Regions from separate parts of the Mus musculus genome. Here region 1 is linked to region 2. The links are chromatin loops, found by intact Hi-C in ENCODE. Cell type or tissue: gastrocnemius. All regions are shown on one strand. Each heading gives the region's core, and the rest is flanking DNA. Links, peaks and the distances in the headings are about the cores only.

Region 1 (2,806 bases), core at 96-2,595, 48 kb before region 2:
AACATACAAAACTACAACAGAATAAGCAAGTCAGCCAGGTGATTTACACCTGTAGTCCCTACATCAGGAAGCTGAAGTCAAAGACTCATCATGAGTTCCTGGCTACTGTGGGCTACATCAGCAACTTCAGGCTACTTTCCTATAAAATGTAAGTTTTATATCCACAAGTAAAGAGAACATTAAAACAAAAAACAAAAAACAAAAACTAGTAAACCTGATAATTACATGAGTTGATTTGATTTTCTTGCTTTTTACTTTTTTGTTTTTTGAGGACAGGGTTTTTCTGTGTAGCCCTTGCTATCCTGAAACTCATTCTATAGATAAGGCTGACCTCAAACTTTTTTTTGCTTTTTCAAGGCGAAAACTTTTGTGCAAGTCTCATCTTCCAGGTCGAGGAGGAGGCTTGACTCCAAAAGGCAAGGGACTAAGAGCAGCACCTGCTGAGTGTTGTGCTCAGTCTGTCTCAGGAATCTCCAATCCTGCAACCTTATTATTCCATCTTATCTGGACAGAGGATGACAGCAAAACCTAATGAATTACATGGTGGCAACAACAGCCCTCAGTCAGACACTACTTAAAAGACCCCCACCTCCACACCGCTCAGCCTGGAGTGAAGCTGGGGTGCTTCCTTGGTGACCCTTTGTAAAGCTTTTTCCTAAACAGAAAGTGACAGCTGTCTACAAATGAAAGGCCACCAGTGACAGCAAACAAAACCAGAGAGCACAGCGCTAACTAACTAACTAGGCAGTTTTAGATACTTCCTATTTTGATTAAAGTTTCAAGATCTATTTATCTTTAAATAACTGGGGGACCTGTTTTAACTTGAACTGAAACCACCCAGTCAAGCTCATTATTTGAAGAAGGAATGAAATTTGTGCCCAGTAAAAACTGAAGAACTTGTGGTCATCTTCCTCCTGGCCCAAAGCACAGTTCTGTTGGTGCTCTTAGAACGTAACTGAACAAAAGTCAGTATTGGGAGTCAGAAACTGTAATGTTATTCACTCCATTCTAGCTGCTGAATGTCGTTCCAAGGTTGCTGTCTGTATTTTGAAGTTGTTCTTCACAGTGCTCTGTTTGAAATTTACTGTGAATTTGAAGTACCGGGACAAAACAGCTTTCAAACACATTTCTACAGGAAACACTGAGATGTCTGTCATGAAACCTCACTCACCACAAGATTAAAAAGCAAAACAAAACAGAGGGTGTTACAAGGCTCTTCCATTTTTAGAGGGGAGTACCCAGTGCTTTCTCAGTGTTTTGAAATCCAAGAGCTGTTTGTTCGGTGCAAACCTCAGCATTTTCCAAAAGTTAATAGCAAACTCAACTCCTGCCTGCATTTGAACTTTGGCCAGATCACTCAAATGACATTTCAGAATGGCTCCTGCAGACAGCTTGCAGCAGTTAATCCCTCTTGCTGAGATTAGCACTGATCCCCCCCCCCCCCAGCACTGCAGAGCTCCCTCCCTCTAGCACTTGAGCAGCAGAGTCTTCCCCTCCGAGCCTGTTAGCAGTAAGGACAAACGCCCGAAGGAAGAGACGCTTCCATAACTCTTCCAGACTCAGCCCAGCTCTATGCGAGGGAGCAGAGTCCTAACCTACCTTCTACAAGTTTATTTAGAACCAGGCCCCAGGCCAAACACAGCTTGTGAAGACTACCAGGAAGCACTCACCCAGCGGAGCTCTTGGCTCCGTGCGGAGGAAGGGCTGCTCTGAAGAGGCTTCTGGCTGGCTACCTTCTCTTCAGAGCTCTGCTGTGCTTCAGTGCAAACCTGCATCATGATGTGGGTCTGCCTACCAACTCCAAATATGCTCCATGTTTGGGCTTATGTAACATTTGCTACTACTATACAAACCACTTGAATTACAAAGGTCCTGGCAGATCAAGAGAAAACAGTGGGTGGAGTCTAATTTCATCTAATAAGGTCATAGACGGCATGCCAGCTGGTATAAATTAATTCCTCTATATCAGTGATTCTCAACCTTCCTTTCGTTATATAGTGGTGACTCCCCAACAATAAATTAAATTAAATTAATAAATAAAATAAAAATTTTGTTGCTGCTTGTAACTACAATTTTGCCACTGCTGTAAATATCTGATATACAGAATATATGATATGTGGCCCCTGTGAAAGGGTCAGGACCAACAGGTTGAGCTTCACCGCTCCACATGAAAGGAGACACAATTTGTCAGAACTGAAGATGGAATTTATAAATGTAGTCTGCTGAAATGTGAATTACTCAACATTGTTACTATCTGACTAACTTTAGAGTAGCAATGTAACTGCTGCGATTACTTTAAAAAAAAAAAAAGCATAGGCCTAATTATAAAACCTGAGGAATTATGGTATTTCTAAAATATCAGTAGCCTTTCCCCTATACTAGCTAGACTTACTAAGTGTCAAACCTATTAAACAAACTTTTCCTTCCTAGACCATGTAACAATAATCTGGACCTGTCTGGATACTTATTTTCACAATCTGTACAATACCCTGTGCTTATTGTCCGGCTGGGAATCCAATCCCTGGATTGCAGAACTCCTCTACTTCCTCTTTTCTTTCTTTTCTTTTCCTTCCTTCCTTCCTTCCTTCCTTCCTTTCTTTTTTGTTTTTCAAGACAGGGTTTCTCTGTATAGCCAGTCCTCTCTGTCCTGGAACTCACTCTGTAGATCAGGTTTGCCTTGAACTCAGAGATCGACCTGCCTCTGCCTCTGCCTCTGCCTCTGCCTCTGTCTCTGTTGTGATGGGATTAGAAGTGTTTACCACATTCTTCTTCTAATACAACTGCCTTCTGTGGATCCTTATAAGTA
Region 2 (2,806 bases), core at 213-2,712:
AACTTGCCGTATGCTCATGTATGTGGGAACACTGTTAGATTTGGACACCGGGAAGGATGTTTGTATGAAATGAAGTGTCTGGAGTCTAACAGTACAAATTACAAAGATGTTATGTATCAAAGTGTCCTAATGAAGTCCACTATGTAGTATTCTAACTAACTTAAAAATGCAATGGAAAGAGCCAGGAAAACAAGAAGCTGCAGGAAAGCACAGCCAAGCCAGCATCATATGCAGGTCATGGGCACAGTGATCTGCGCACGCTGCTCACTCTTTCCTCATGACAGAATGTACGAGAACCTGTCAAAGCGAGTGGAGTGCTGCTCCAGCAGGTGGATCTGCATGGTCTCCACCAGCCGAGTCACTCAGGGAGGCTTGGGTCAGCATGGGTTATGCTGGACGTTATGCGTTTTAGCAAGCACAAAACCCTAAGACACTGTCACCTTTTTAAAATCAAAACACACATTTGCCTCCGAATAGAGCCTTGCTACTCAATCCCAAGAGGAAACTTGGGCTCCTCTAAGGTAGCTAAAGGACAGAAAGGCTATGTATGAAGAGTTTACCTGGGAAAAAACTCACAAAACGTCTATCATCCTGCTCCTGAATATTAGGGACTCTGATAGCAGCATAATAACCTAAGCATCACTGCCATGGCCCAGGGCTCCTGAAGACCCGGCAATGAACATTCTACTGCTCTGCATGTGAGTCACTCTAGGAAAGCAATGACACGTGGAAAAGTGGACAAGAGTTTGGGACTGGGCAAGGGCTGCAATGGTGTCCTTAACTCACTTATGTGGCGTTCTTATTGGTGTGTTAGTCAGCAGAAGGCAATTTGAAAACATAAAAATAAATGATTTTAATGTAAACAAGACATGGTTGGGCGTGGCAACACACATCTTTAATTCCAGCACCCAGAAGCATAGTCAGGAGGCTTTCTTCTAGACTAGTCAAGGGTACATGATGAGACCCTGCCTATTTTTTTTTAACAAAAAAACTAGATCTAACAAGAAACCTTAAGCATAGCCTTTTTTCCTCTCCATACATTTCCTTCTATCCCACATTCCTCCAACGGTAAATAAACTCTTCGCTCAGGAACACTGCTTTCTACCCTTAACACAAAAAGCTTGAAAGGAAATGTCAATCATGTTCAGTGGAAGGGGTGCACTTTCATCAACCGTGGAACTTACAAAGACAAGGTCATCTGGCTTCTCCCGTAATGGACCAGACAGTAAATAGCTGAGATCATAGGCTGTATGGTCTTTGCTGTACCCCCACTTAATACTGTTGCTTGCTGTGTAGAGATAGCAGTCACAGATATGTAAGTATATGAGTGCCTCTGGCCATGTCCCAACACAGTTTTCCTTAGGGACAATGATACATGAATTTCACATAATTTTCACATGCCATGATATCATCTTCGAGGCTTTCTTTCAATTGTTTGGCAACATAAAAATCCATGGACTGTAGTTTGACTAGAATATCTATGTACTTAGAGGTAGGAAGGAAACCTGGAGAGGAGTGCCTGTCTGAATCTCTCCATGTTCCTTCTCCCATACATGTGAGCGCATACCCTACAGGTACAGCACTGCTCACGGGCGCTGTCTGTCAGCCAGGTATTGGATCTTATCATTGCAGTACCAATGCTCACCTGCAGAGGCTGCCTCAAGTGAGGCACTCAACAAGATCACCCCCAAGTACTCCTAAGTTCATTCGCAAACAACTATCCCCCAGGTGATTCAAAGGTGAAGAACACAGACTTCAATGTTACCTTAATAAGTTTGGTTTAAATTCCCCACTTGACATGCACTGTTACCTCCCTTGTACATGAGGGATATCAGAGAAATGGCAAGCCCACATGCCTCAGACAAAGGCACAATGGAAAGACTGCACTTTCTATAACACCAGGTGAAGCCTAAGCAATCAGACAAAAAGATGAAACACTATGAGGCCTGTGACATGCTTCAAAATAGTTCACTGTGTGGCAGAGATAAAACAAGACTGGGCCATGACTCGGTCACTGAAGTCCTCTAACGGCTAAAGGAGGCTTGCCAAAATATTTTGTTTTTCTGTGTTTCAAATCATACATAAGAAAACCTTAGTGGTGGGGACCAGACATGAGAATCTGTAGAGAAAAAGTGAAGTATTTCAGGAAAAGGATTTTATGTCTATAATGTGGTGTCTTTGACAGTACTGTAAACACACACCGATCCATTTTCAGTTCACTAACCACAAGCCATCTTTCCTTACTAGAAAAGAAAAAGGGTGTGTGCTGGACAGTTTTTGTCAACTTGATACAAGCTAAAATCATCTAAGAGGAGGGAACCTCAATTACAGAAATGCCTCCACAAGATCTGGCTGTAGGCAAGCCTGCATTCTTAATGATCAATCAGGGACTGACTGTCCAGCCCATTGAGATACTGAGAGCTCAACACCACCACATCCTTGGGCTGGTGGTATTGAGTTCTATGAAAACCGCAGGCTGAGCAAGCCATAAGAGCAAGCATGGCCTCTGCATCAGTAGCACCTTCATGTTCCTGTCCCACTTGAGTTCCTGTCCTGACTTTCTTTGATGATGAATTGTGATGTATATAATTATAAGCCAAATAAGCCTTTTTCCTCCTCAAGTTGCTTTGGTCATGGTATTCCATCATAGCAAGAGTAATAGTAGCCCTGACTAAGACAGGGTAGTACTGCTGAGATAACTCTAAAGGCTATACTCCTCACTGGGCTAGCTGGCCACAGGACCAGCTAACCTCTTTTTCCACTGTGCTCCACAGCATTCCTATTACTTAGATAAGGACATCACTTG

The links. Hi-C counts contacts between places; a loop is a spot of excess contacts. Peaks named below come from ENCODE experiments on the same cell type or tissue, not always from the same donor. Only the 100,000 strongest peaks of a DNase experiment are listed, where the experiment ranks them.
Region 1: a loop joins it to region 2, with 1.8 times the contacts of the local background. A loop is called at or near these places in 5 of 42 quality-filtered maps.

The regions. Positions count from the first base shown.
Region 1 is chr14:14,066,788-14,069,593 of GRCm38, reverse strand. The region is part of intron 4 of Atxn7 (ataxin 7); the gene reads right to left. It also overlaps the pseudogene Gm31222. Among named protein-coding and RNA genes, the nearest start is that of Psmd6, 53 kb to the left of the region's middle. In gastrocnemius, for the core only: no CTCF peak of the experiment used is centred there; a DNase peak (open chromatin) is centred at 1,620; H3K4me3 peaks cover 1,900 bases; H3K27ac peaks cover 2,500 bases.
Region 2 is chr14:14,018,514-14,021,319 of GRCm38, reverse strand. The region is part of intron 3 of Atxn7 (ataxin 7); the gene reads right to left. Among named protein-coding and RNA genes, the nearest start is that of Atxn7, 7.4 kb to the right of the region's middle. In gastrocnemius, for the core only: a CTCF peak has its summit at 1,646; a DNase peak (open chromatin) is centred at 1,623.